2 separate regions of the Homo sapiens genome follow, and region 1 is linked to region 2. The links are chromatin contacts, found by Hi-C or POLR2A ChIA-PET in ENCODE. All regions are on one chromosome and are shown on one strand. The core of a region is the stretch at or near the end of the contact, and the rest is flanking DNA. Distances in the headings are between cores, read along the strand shown.

The links. A loop is a pair of places that touch in the nucleus more often than their neighbours do. ChIA-PET counts read pairs that join two places held with the same protein, here RNA polymerase II (POLR2A).
Region 1: a loop to region 2 is called in a map of gastrocnemius medialis, with 15 times the contacts of the local background. The contact joins two enhancer-like sites. A Hi-C loop is called at or near these places in 1 of 168 maps with a recorded cell type or tissue (gastrocnemius medialis). POLR2A ChIA-PET finds 5 or more read pairs at or near these places in 2 of 52 experiments (RWPE1 and activated CD8-positive, alpha-beta T cell).

The regions. Positions count from the first base shown.
Region 1 is chr14:69,977,956-69,984,425 of GRCh38, forward strand. It overlaps SMOC1 (SPARC related modular calcium binding 1), which reads left to right. Exons shown (of 12, transcript NM_001034852.3): 5 at 1-10. SNORD169 (small nucleolar RNA, C/D box 169) reads left to right here and starts at 178; the gene lies at 178-241. RefSeq lists an enhancer at 1,115-1,614. Within about 2 kb of position 4,981, at least 3 of the 41 ENCODE cell types and tissues checked have a DNase peak (open chromatin) inside an H3K27ac peak, as active enhancers do.
Region 2 is chr14:69,846,225-69,852,372 of GRCh38, forward strand. No RefSeq gene overlaps it. Among named protein-coding and RNA genes, the nearest start is that of SMOC1, 30 kb to the right of the region's middle. Within about 2 kb of position 4,272, at least 3 of the 41 ENCODE cell types and tissues checked have a DNase peak (open chromatin) inside an H3K27ac peak, as active enhancers do.

The DNA.
Region 1 (6,470 bases), core at 3,731-6,230, 130 kb after region 2:
GGAAGGAAAGGTGAGTGGAGTTTTATGCTTTATCTAAATGTTTGCTTCCAAAGGTGGTCCAAGCAGGATTTCTTAGATGAGATAGAAGGAGCCTGGGGTGAAAGCCTAAGGTGTCCCGCAGAACATCTTCTCCATTCTTATTCCATGTTTCCTCTCTGAAGCACCCGAGGTAAGTAAGGCTCATACAGTGATGGACACCAAGCTCCCAGATTTCCCAAGGGAGGTGACTGAGTATAGAGCCCAGAGCTGGGAAGCACCTTTAGAATGTGAGCCCTAGGAATATTGGTTCCCTGGGGAGCTCGGTCAATCAACTACCAGTGTAGCCAGCATTAAACCAGAGAGGATGAGGAAGGTAGGGTGCCCAAGTCTGCCCTTGGCTCTCTTGTTGTGTAAGCACATTTGGGCATTTTTCCCCCCTCGCTGATGCTCCTTCATAATTGTCCCAGCACATCCAGATTCTCTTCACTAAGGCGAGGCTGGCTTTGTGGGCATGCGACCTGTGCAGTTGCTATCCTGAAATTCTGAATAATTCTGTCTTTGAGTCTGATGGGACAGTGAAGATGCGAGTGAGTGGAGGAGAGACACGTCATATGAGTGTCTGCTGAACCTTGTCACCTCATTAGCACAAAGCTTTTGTGAGGTGTACTATGTGGCTTCCATAGCATGCTTAAAATTTTAATTTTTCTTTATCTAGGACAATACTAAGTAGCAAATTAAAATAACACCGTGACAAGGTAAGAGAGAGAGACTATGGAATAAAGGACAAAGTTTTGTATTTTAGTGCCTTTAATGGCACTTTTCCCTGCTTTTTGAATGAAAGGCCCTGCATTTTTACTTTACACTGGGCCCCACAAGTGACGTAGCTGGCATCTGTCTGAGGGCTGTTTATTGGACAAGCCAACATGAGCCATAGGTCCCTGGAATATGCTGACCATAGTTTTTAGCATGGAAGACAGTTGGAGGCTTAAGATTCACTGCCACTGACCTCCAGGACAGCATATGTGCAGAGCTGGTAGTTGAATGGAAAGCAAGTGTGCATTTCATCTCGTGTGCAGCCTCTCCAGGACTCCCATCTCAGGCTGAGTTTGGGGCTTCCCACCTGCATCTAGGCCTTGGAAACTACATGCTCATCAGGGCCCACGTGGAGCCTTGGGCTTGCTGAGGGTCATTGTGAAGTTCACAGGCTTGTCCTGCACACACAGTTGCAGGGAGACCAAGGTAAAGCCCTGGGCCCTGCCTCCAGTGCTTATGCCATGGGATGGGAAGAAGAGGCGAAGTCACCCACTCTGAATGCAGGAGATAAGGATCTGGAGAACCTGCTGCCCCCAAATGCAGGTGCTCCAAGAAGATGTGGAAGTGGAACAGGTGATACCACCACCCACCAGAAAACAGGGACCAATGGGCCAGATGGGCTACTGCTCTTTCCCTGGGCAAAAATGAGAAAGTGGTTGGAAAGGGAAGTAAGTGCTTCTTCAGGTCCTTCCCAGGGCATGAGGAGACTACCATAAGTGTGGGTGGTTCCCTCCTAGGTGGGAAAGTGGGGAGAGAATCTACAAAGACCTGAAATCACCAATGCTGTGAGTAGTGTGTGTTTACTGGGATTGGAAAAGGAAGATGCCTTCAAGTTTTCTATTGCGTGTGTGTGTGTGTGTTGTTTTTTTTCTAGCAGAGCATTTTTAATTTTTATCTTTTAGAGACAAGATCTCACTATGTTGCCTAGGCTTGCCTCAAACTCCTGGGCTCAAGCAATTCTCCCACCTCAGCCTCCCAGGTAGCTGGGACTACAGGCATGCACTGCTTTTAGTTTTGCCTGTTGCAATGGAAATCTTCAGGAACATCACCTTTATTCCTGGGCATGAGGTCCTGGTAGTAGGAAAGAAAAATTGTCAATCATGCAAAACTGACCACCCAGATTCCCCTCCTCCAAAGGGAGCTGATTGTATGATGCTGAATAAAGTGCACACACACTAAACAACTGCCAGCCATGGGATTCTGGTTCTTAAACTGGACAAGAAGTGCTTTCCAGGGGGATGTGGCTTTGCACCCTGTGGACAACAATGACAGACAGACCCATGGTCATCCCAGGCTCTCACTGGTCCAGCTGGAAGTGGGGGGGTGAGGGTGGCTGGGGATGTCAGTTTACAGTCAACAGTGAGCACCCTTTGTTCCCTTTTACAGTCAAGCAGTGAGTACCATTTGTTCCTTTTTAGCTCTAGGGTCAGCTTCCAGAGCCAAAAGAGGGTAGAGGAGCCTGGTTCCTCCAGGGGCGATGCAGGAAATGGGGGATAGAAACTGAAGCCTTCATCTCAGAGGGATAAGCTGCTCTCAGTTCCCAGCTCTTTACTCCCTTGCCCTCGATGGGTCCCTTCCTCCAAGATGGCTCTGCAGAGGCTTCCTCTTTGGTGCAAAGGTCAGGACAAGGCTCTGGTGGGGAATGCTAGGACTCATTCTCCCCTGGAGTCTTAAATCCTATTTAGTGGCCTCTCTTTCCCTGTACTTTGAAGGATCTGATTAGGTGTTGGATCCTCTTCTCTTTGTCTGCTATGGGCAGCGCAGTGAAGAGCAGGTTCGGGCCACCTGTAGGACGCCACACCTGAAGCCACACCTGTCCAGGAAGCTGGGGTTTGAATGGGGACAGGGTGCGAGAGGGCATTAGTAATATCCTGTGTCGACTAGCCAAGGTTCCTCTTTCAGCTGCCACTTAAGAATGGAATGTGCTCTGGAAGGCAGCAGGTGGGAAGACACAAAGGCCCCTTGTCTGAGCTTGTGCCCGCACATGGCTTCTCATAGGAGGCATCTATTACCCTGAGGCCTGCTGCAAAGAGGTGCTGGGTCTGCACCCTTGTGCAGGGTGATGGATATGGCCAGAAAAGAGGTGGGGCCAGAGGTCTGGAGGTGTGAGTGGTGGGGGATGGCAGGGCAAGGACGGGACCCGGGACCCAGCCTTCTCTTTCCCTAGCCTCTTGCCTTTTTGAATATCCTCCACTGACCGGGCTGGGAGGGATCGGCTGTCCCTCCCAGGCTGGAAGGAATGAAAAGATGTATTGTGTGACCACGGAGAGTCTGGTCGCCAGCCAGGAATTAGTTCTCTGAAGGAGAGGAGGAGAAAGGCAGAGCAGAAGGAGGCTGGGGGAGGAGGCCCAGAGAGATGGCAGGAGGAAGGGAGGAGAGAGAGAGGCTGGGTGGTCACAGCCGTTTGGTCTAAGACAGGAGGCCTGAGTGGCTGTGGCTCCTGGATCCACAGGTGTGGGGCCCCAGGGAAGAAGTGGGGGAAGGAGGGGGAGACACTGTTATCTTACCCAGATGCACGTGCTCCAGGAGGGGAGGAGGGTCAAAACTTCAGACTATTTACTTAATCCCTTGGAATGTCCTTTCCTCACTCTGTTCTTTGGGCCCCTTGTGTTTAACGAACTCCTTTATGGGCACATGTGTGGTAATTAACAAATGCAGTGTAGGTCCTGGACCATGTGTTTGAGTTTCAAATATCCATTGATCTGGGGCAATCCCATCCTGGCTGCCCCCTCCCCTTCTTCTCCTTTGGTCCTGGCCCTTAAAGAGAGACGTGTGTGTGTTGTGTGTGTGGGAGAGGGGGACGGTGCACATGTGCATTCACATGTGTTTTATGGATGCTACAGAGGAATATCAGAAGAGAGGAAGAGGGCCCCAAACAGCCCCTTTAGCTCTGAAAATGCACTGCTAAAACAGTTGAAGGCTGAAGAAGTAGAGATAGAGGTAAAGTTTTGGTTTTCACTGGAGTCATCCAAAGGAAAGTAGATTGGAAGCAGAATGGTTTCAGAGATCAAGAAGTTATCCTGCAGCAGCTTTACCTGGCTGTACCAAGGCCTATGGATTTTTCTGATGTGACTCTTTTTGGGGTCTCAATGCTAATTACCATAGGTGATTTGAGGAGCTTCCAGGATAACTGAACACAGGTTCAGGGGCTGGCCCTGCCCTTCATTGCTTGTGAAGTGCAAGGAGGGAAGGAAGTTCTTAGCCTCTGGTGGGGTGAAGGGGGGCAGTGGTGAAGAGTGATTAAATGAAAGGATATGGAAAAGCACTTGTGAAATGATTTCTGGCAGTTCTCTGTGAGCTTTTGACTTCTGAGTGCCCAGAGCATCAGAGGCCATGGGGTGATGCTGTGATAAATGGCAAGTGAAAGTTTAGGGTCACCAGGAATTTTCTGCGGTTTGCATTTTTCCCATAAGAAGTCTGGGAGTTAGTTGTTTAAGGAAAGCAAGAGAAAAATAAAAATACTAATATACTCTGCTAAACTTTTCTGCATGGGCTTCTGTATTTGTCAAGCTAGTCTTGGAGAGGGGCAGAACTTCAAAAATCCAACCCAGCTTTAATTTTCAGAGTTTAAAAAGAAGATCTCCCACTGGCTGTTCCATAGTATGTGCTCCAAGTAAAGAGTGAGTCATATTTATTTCTCCAAGGTCCCTGTCTGTATCTCTATTTTTAGAGCTGGGTCTACAGGTTGTTGCCAACTTGGAGACCTTGTCACTCAAGCAATGGATGGAGCAGCTCTGAGGGGCAGGCTTAGGACAGAGGCAATGGCTGGCAAACATCCCAGACGAAGGGGACTGGGTGGCCCCCCAGCCTCAGCCCTCATAAGGTGTTAACACACCTGAAGGAGGGGTGCTTCATTGCCCTGAGCCTGGCAGAGCCGTGTTGGGCTGGCTGTCGAGGGACATTCCACATGTGAAATGTCACTCCTGCTCACATGACTTAAATCTCTTCCCGACTACCTCTTTTTTCTCTTCCCCTAGCAACCACGGGGGTATGGGAGGCTGAATCTGTAGCTGATCTCTTAGCATTGCCATCAGGTGGGCTGGGCTGGGTTTGAATGGAGATGGGCAGCTGACGACCTCCATGCTGTTGGCTTCTGCTCACATGGCTTTTCTTGGAGAAGGATTCTCTCTGATTCTGTGCCTGCTGAAACAGAACTGTGCCTGAGCAGCTCCAAGCCTGAGAGAGGCAGCTCGTTTGCTTTCTGGTTCTCCGAGCCGCCTCCACCAAGCCTGGAATGTTCATATACCAGCTTCGCAGAGGTCAGTTTCAGAAGGGGTGTGCTTGCATGCTCACACATGTACCATGTCTCCCTCCTTCCCATAGCTAACTGCTCCGCCAGCTTGGCTCCAGCTACTCAACCGCCTCCATTTTGGCCCGTATTCCAGGGTCTCTGAAGAAAAGTTTATGCATGAACAGCACTAGACTGAGAGTTTGATTTCCTGCCATATCCTCATCTCCAAGGATTGGAGAGAGAATAAGATTTAGGGATCTGGAAAAAGCCTCTTAGACATAAATTCATTTGAATCCCTGGTGTTATTAGTAACCATTGATATTTTACGCTTGGTGCTTTTACTCAGCAAATATTTATGGAGAACTTACTAAATGTCAGGCTTGTTATCGTCACTAAGGACCCAGGGATGAGTATAACAGTACGAGTCCAGGCCTCACCTCCTGGAGCTCACATTCTAATTGTTCTTAGCCTTTTATGATGGAGGTTATTCATCTTCAGGTGGAGGAAAACCTCCAGCGGAGCAGCAGGCTTCTGTAAGCTCTGGGAAGTTGCCACCTCTGCAGGGGAGGGAAGGCAGGTGGCCCCTCCAAACAACCCTGTGTGGTAGCTCCTGTAGCCAGAGCCTCTAAGGAAAGCCCCTTGGAGCGGGTGGCCTGAGCTGAGCAAAGCCCTCTGCCAGGTTCCTGAGCCCTCTGACTAGTGCCTTTGTGGGGCCACTGAAGTCCAGGTGAGAGGGCTCAGAGCTTGTCAGGCCAATGAGAGTATGTTCATTTGCTCCCTGCTCCCGGCCTAAGTTCCAGTGTGGCACAGCAGCTTGCAGAGAGGTAGGGATATGGGCACATAGGTGGACAGGCCTTGGGCCTGCTTCTGACCCCTGGTCTCCAGCTCAGAGGGCCACAGAACTCGTGTGGTAAAGGCCGAGGAACTGTCACTCTCAGGTTCCATTGCAGTGATCCTGTGCTTGCAGAAAGAAAGATGTGAGATTCAAGGGCTGATTATTCTCAAGTTTCTTCGGAAAGGCAATGGAACTAGAATAGCTGAAACAATTTTGAAAAAGAAAACTAAAGTGGGAGGAACCATTTTATCTGATTTTAAGATGAATAAAGCTAGAGTTCTAGAGATAGTGTGGTATTTGTGGAGTAACAGATGCATGAATCAATGGAACAGAATAGAGGACCCAGAAACAGATCCACAAACAAATGGTGCTCTAGCAATTGGACATCCACAGACCAAACAAATAAAATTAACAAATCGACCCCAAAGCCTCAACCTAAACCTCAGACCTGATATGAAAATGAATTCAAAATGGATCGTAGACTTAAATGTAAAATGTGAAGCTATTAAAACTTTTAGAAGAAAACAAGAGAAAATCTTCACCACCAAAAACATAATCTAGAAGATAATATATATAAGTTGAACTTTAAAATTTGCTCTGCAAAAAGTGCTG
Region 2 (6,148 bases), core at 3,022-5,521:
TATATTTTTTTTTTTTTTTTTTTTTTTTGAGACAGAGTCTTGCTCTGTCACTCAGAATGGAGTACAGTGGTGTGATCTCAGCTCACTGCAACCTCCACCTCCCGGGCTCAAGCGATCCTCCCACCTCAGCTTCCTGAGTAGCTGGGACTAATGGTGTGTGCTACCATGCCTGGCTAAATTTTGTATATTTTGTAGAGACCGGGTTTCGCCACGTTGCCCAGGCTGGTCTCGAACTCCTGAGCTCAAGCAGCCTGCCTGCCTCAGCCTCCCAAAGTGCTGGGATTATATGCATGAGCCACTGTGCTCAGCCCTATTATTAATATCTTATATCAGCATGGCACATTCATCACAATTAATGAGCTGATATTGGTACATTATAATGAAATGAAGTCCATATTTCATTCAGGCTTTCTTAGTTTTCCCCTAATGCCCTTTTCTGACTCAGGATCCCATCTAGGACACCATGTTACATTTAATCCTTATGTCTCCATAGGCTTCTCTTGGCTGTGATGGTTTCTCAGACTTTTCTTGTTTTTGGTGACCTTGACAGTTTTGAGGAGTCCTGGTCAGGTATTTTGTAGAATGCTCCTCAACTGGGATTTTCTGATGTTTTTCTCACAATTAGACTGGGTTATATGTTTTTGGAGGAAGGCCACAAAGTGCCACTCTCATGACGTATCGAGGGTCCCTCTTGTCCACATGACTTATCACTGTCGATGTTGACCTTGATCACCTGGCGAAGGCAGGGCTTGTCAGGTTTCAGCATCATGAATGCATTCTTTTTATGGCTCTTTTCATCCTTTCCATGCTGCGGTTTATTTTATTTTTATTTATTTTTATTTTTTATTTTTTGTATTTTTAGTAGACAGGGGTTTCACTGTGTTGGCCAGGCTGGTCTCAAACTCCTGACCCCAAGTGATCTGCCTGCCTCAGCCTCCCAAAGTGCTGGGATTACAGGCATGAGCCACCGTGCCCAGCTTCCATGCTGTACTTTCTGGAAGGAAGTCACTATGTGGAGCCCACGCTTAAGGAGTGGGAGTTATGTTCCCTCCCCTTGAGGGTGCAATATGTATATAAATTGTTTGGAATTCCTCTGCATGGAAGATTTGTCTCTTCCTCTCACATTTATTTATTCAATTATTTATTTATGTAAGTACGGATTCCTGGCTATTTATTTTATACTTCGGGTTATTATCCAATACTACTTTATTTTGTTGCTCAATTTGTTCCATCTTTGAGCATTGGGAGATCTTTCATTTGGCTCCTGTGTCCCTTTGACAAACCCCCATCAGTGTGGTCATTTGGATGTTTCGGTAGACATGAGCTATCAATTTCTTTCTAGTCTAAGTCAGTTTAGTTCAAAGGTTTTGTCACGTGTAACCAAAAGATTATCAACAAATCTCGAGAGTCTTTAGGTTGCATTATCTGTTGAAACTTTCAGATGTTGTCCACATTTTTCTTGTGTCAATGCAGTTGAATGAAAATTTTACCCTGGAAAGCACAGATCCTCCCTGGGGCTGCAGTGGTCACTTTGCTGGGCACTGTATCCGGGGACTTGGGATCGTGGGCCTGGGTGCGATTCAAGGGCTAGTCTTATGATCTTAGGCAAGTCACTTAACCTCTGAGCTATAAAAGGGGTACAGAGATGGGAGGGGATTAGGTGACACCACGTCATTGTGATGTGACCCAGACACCAAGACTGTACCTCTGATCTGCTGAACCAGTTGCAGGTGAGTTTAATGAAGCCTCCAAATTACGGTTGCCAGATAAAATATAGGACACCCAGTTAACTTTGAATTTCAGATAACTAATGAAAAATTTTATTATAAGTATGTCTCAAATATTACATGGGGATATACTTACACTAAAAAATTATTTGTTGTTTATCTGGAATTCAAAGTTAACTGGGTGTCCCGTATTTTTATTTACTAAACCTGGCAATGTTACCCCAAATGGCCTCTCATTTTTAGGTTTCTCAGGGCATACACTCCAGAAAAGGTGACTCTGCCACTTCAATTTCAGTGATAAAGGAACCTGAGCCATGTAGTGTCCTGGGAAGAACAGGACTTTGTGGTCAGAGTCTCATGAGGTCAAATCTCTGCTCCATGGCTCTGGGAAACTTGTTTGATCATTCTGAGGTCAGTCTCCATCCTCTGTTGTACAATGGGTTGATAATTCACAGACGCCATCACAACACTTTGCAGGGTCTGACACCTGGGACTCAGTCAATGGTGGCCACTGCTATTGATGTTACTCTTATTTGGACAAATGAACAGAATGTCCTGAGAGAGGAGATCGAAAGCCATGACAAGGCAGCCCCCTCACTCCCACCCAGTCCCCTTCTCTGAGCCGGGGAGACTGCTAATGCCAGAAGCAGAGGCTAGGGGTGTGGAGGGGGTTTGGGGTGCTCTGTGAGGATCTCTCTGGGGCCTGGGCTTTTTGCTCAAGCTCAGTATCTCATCTGGGATCCTGTTTTCTGAGGGCTTAGGATTCCTCCAGTGGAGCTGGGCCTGAGGTTGGAAGGAGAACCTGTACTGATAGGGTTTGGAATGGGCTAGTTGTGGGAGATTAAAGAGAAAACTAGTTGGGGTGGGGGAGCTGACCTTACTCTTCACAAGCAGGGCAGGCAGGTGCACAATAATGATAGCTAAATTTACTGAGTTCTTAGTATGTGCCAGGCATAGTTTTTTGTAATTTTAATGTATTACTTCATTTAATCCTCACAACTCCCCATTTTATAGGTGGGGAAATTGAGGCGCAGAGGGACTAGGAAACCTGCCCAAGGTCGCACAGTGAGTAAGTGGGACAGCCTGGCAGCTGTGTCCTAGTCACATGCTCAGCACATTGTGTATCTTGTTTCATTTAGTTCTCACAAGAGCCTTCTGAGGTCAGCGTGATTCTATCTTCATTGTGTAGCTGAGGGCACTGAGGGTTATACAATTTGCCCAAGGCCATAATTTACAGGGGCCATGATTCAAATGTGAATTTCCAACTTGCAGGTGCCTGGAGGTGTCAGGCAGGGGAGGAGGAGGCCAGTGATGACCTTTCCCCTCGTGCCAGCCCTCAGAAGAGGTGGAAGTGCCTGCCGTATGCCTTTGATTTATAGTGGAGCAGGGGTTTAGATCCAGCTGTCAACTTGGGAAGCCACGTGAGGATTCTATTTTTAAAAATGGCCTTGTAATTATAATAGTGGGGTAAAAACCACCACCACCACCCAAGCAAACAGGAAAACAACCTGAATGTCCAACAGTGGGGGAACCAGTTAAATCAATTATGGTACAAACCCATGATGGCATATTTGGCAGTTAAGAATCTCACATTTTCAGAGACTCTTAGCATGGGATAATGCCTCCAGATATAACTAAAAGCAGGATATAAAACTGCATAACAACCTGATCCCAATCGAAAGGTAATTTTGTATATGACTTCTTATACAGAGAAAACGACTAGAAGAAAATAGAAAGTTGATGGTGGTTATCTCCAGCAAAATTAAAGGCAATTAAAATTTTCTGAATTATCCTATCATGTACTTGCCACATGCTTTACAAATCAGTTCGTTGACTCACAGACCATTAATCAGCTGGCATGCAATCATGGCGTTTTGAAGGTGGGGAAACTGAGGCCCAGGCCAGGGAACGCGGTTCAGGCTGGCCATGAAGCCGCGTGTGTTTGTCCAGCTCGGACGTGTGGCCCTGCCGGGTGTAGGGGGGACACCCATGCCTCCAACACGCATAAGGGGGTGACTGTATGGGGGTCGTGGGGCGCCCTCCCCCAAGGGGCACAGCTAGAGCAAAGCAGAGAAAGGAGGGGGTGAAGGTGGGGTGGGGGCTGGGTGGAAGGGAAGGGTTGGGGAACCTTTCAAAAATGGAAACCAGATGAGCCGTTCAAAGAGGAGCAAATTCTCCACGGCGCGCTCCTTTGTTGCGAGCGTGTGAGGCGGCGGCAGCTGCGTGCCTCGCCCCCCAGCCCACAGCCCGATGAGGCGGACACGGATAACTGCATTAGATGCACTCAGCTCTTTTCAATAAAACGCCCTTGTTGGAGGCACAATAGGGGGAACAGGGCAGCAACCCCAGGCCGGGCCGGGGGCGCCCTGCCCTCCTCCCGGAGAGCGCAGAGCGCACTCATTTTTCCGGGCTCTGCTAATTGACGTTTGGCCGCTGCGTGGTTCAAAAGAAAAGGCCGAACTCAAGTCCACTTCCACCGGAAACCAGGCGGCCCCTCCCCTGCCGCCCCGCCATGGCTGGGTCTCTGGGGGCGCAGCCAGGGACCACAGTGCAGCTGGCCGCAGGTGGCGCGGAGGCTGCTGTGACTCAGAATAGAAGGTGTCCTGAAGGCTTCTCCCAAAAAGGCTCCGTGCGCAGGCTTCTAGTTTCTGTTTGAGGAGACAGGTGGCAGCAGCAAGAGCAAAGGGCAATTTCAGGGCTGGAAGACTTCATCAGTGATTACCCAAATGCCACATTCTTTTAGTGATTCTAGTAAAGATAGCCTAGAACATTCTTTTAAGTTAAAAAAAAAAAAAAGGAAGATTACTATTTCTTGAACCTCTCCAGTGAGTTGCTTTAACTGTGAGCTAGGTGTTTACCATCCCTGGTTTACAGATGTGGAAACCAGGACTTAGATTACTGGCCCTCTAAAATCGCACAGCTAGGAAGTGGTAGAGCTGGAATTTGAGCCCAGGTCTGTTTAACTTTAAAGCAGGGTTTTTCAACCTTGGCACTATTGACATTTTAGCCTGGATAATTCTTTGTTGTGGGGCCTGTCCTGTGCCTTGTGGGATGTTTGTAGCATCCCTGGCGCTATCATCCAGATAGGATCACCAAAAATGTGGCCAGACATTGCCAAATGTTCCCTGGGGAGCAAATTTGCCCCCTGTTGGAACCACTGTTTTAAAGCATCCCTGTCATGCTACATGTGCTGGCATACTCATCTTTGCTGGGCTCAGGAATTTAATCTTTTGGGAAAACCAATTGGCCATGTGGGATTCTTTTCTTAAAGTTCGGCCCCACATGGTTCATGTGGGTGAGGCAGGAGAAGAGTTGGCTGCATCAGACAAGGTCAACCTCTGTGTACCAGCACCTGAGTATCTGTGGAGTACTTGAGGCATTTTAAACTGGGTATCTGTCTGTCTACATTTCTTGGGCCTCATTGGGTTGGGAGTGGTTCTAGTTCCTTCAACTATGCTTCCCATTCCTCTCTGCCAAGACTGTCCCACAGAGGGTGAGCCAACACGCTGCCCCATTCCCCCCCGCCATTTCATTATGCCAGGTAGCAAGACTAGCCTTGGCCACTGGAATTGCTAATACATCAGGGAAAACACCTGGTGAAGGAAGGAGATGTCACCTATGCAAAAATGGAGCAGGAGCCTCATCTTGAAATGAGTAGGGAGAGGACTTTGTTGCAGGCAGCTGGCCCCACCACTGGCCCACAGTGCTGGGGAGGTGGCTTCACCTGATTTCATTTTTGGCTGCAACTTGTGCATGATCCTGCCTCTGCCTTTGCAGCATACTGTGGCCTTTTGCTGCTTTGGCTTATGAAATGGTTCCACTCCCCAGTCCCCAAAGTTCAGAGGCCACCCAAATCCAGCCCCAGGCTCTGGGGACACACTGAACGGAGGCCTGTTTCAGTTCAACTGCCTTCTTCTCACATAGACAGAGTTGATTTATAACTGGGCTCCATCATATTTGTTTTTCCAATTCTGGCCTTCTTACTCCCCAGATTGACTTTCTACTGGAAATGACTTTTACCAAAGGTACCTCTTGGAAGAGTGTCAGGTCCATAGGGAAGTTAGAGGCATCAGGGCCTACTGGACTTCAGGCCTGTCCCCAGCACCGTCCTGGGCTGCACTTTATTGGACGTGCTCATGGGTGGGGGGCTCAGAGACTTGGGGATAGGCCTTATCTTTTTAAATTGAGCCCGTTCTAGGGAACATAGAGGATAAGGGCTTGAGGAGCTCAAAGAGAGGAACAGACATCTGGAAAGAAAGGAAATAGGAAACTGGGACAGTAAAAAGCAACCAGCATCTCAGAGGATGAGGGATTAGGATTTTTGATAACTGAAGTTTGTCTCATCTCTCTTTTCCTTTAATATGCTCATAAGCTTTTGAGGGGTTAGCATAGAAGCAGACATGTGCATGCACACATCCTCA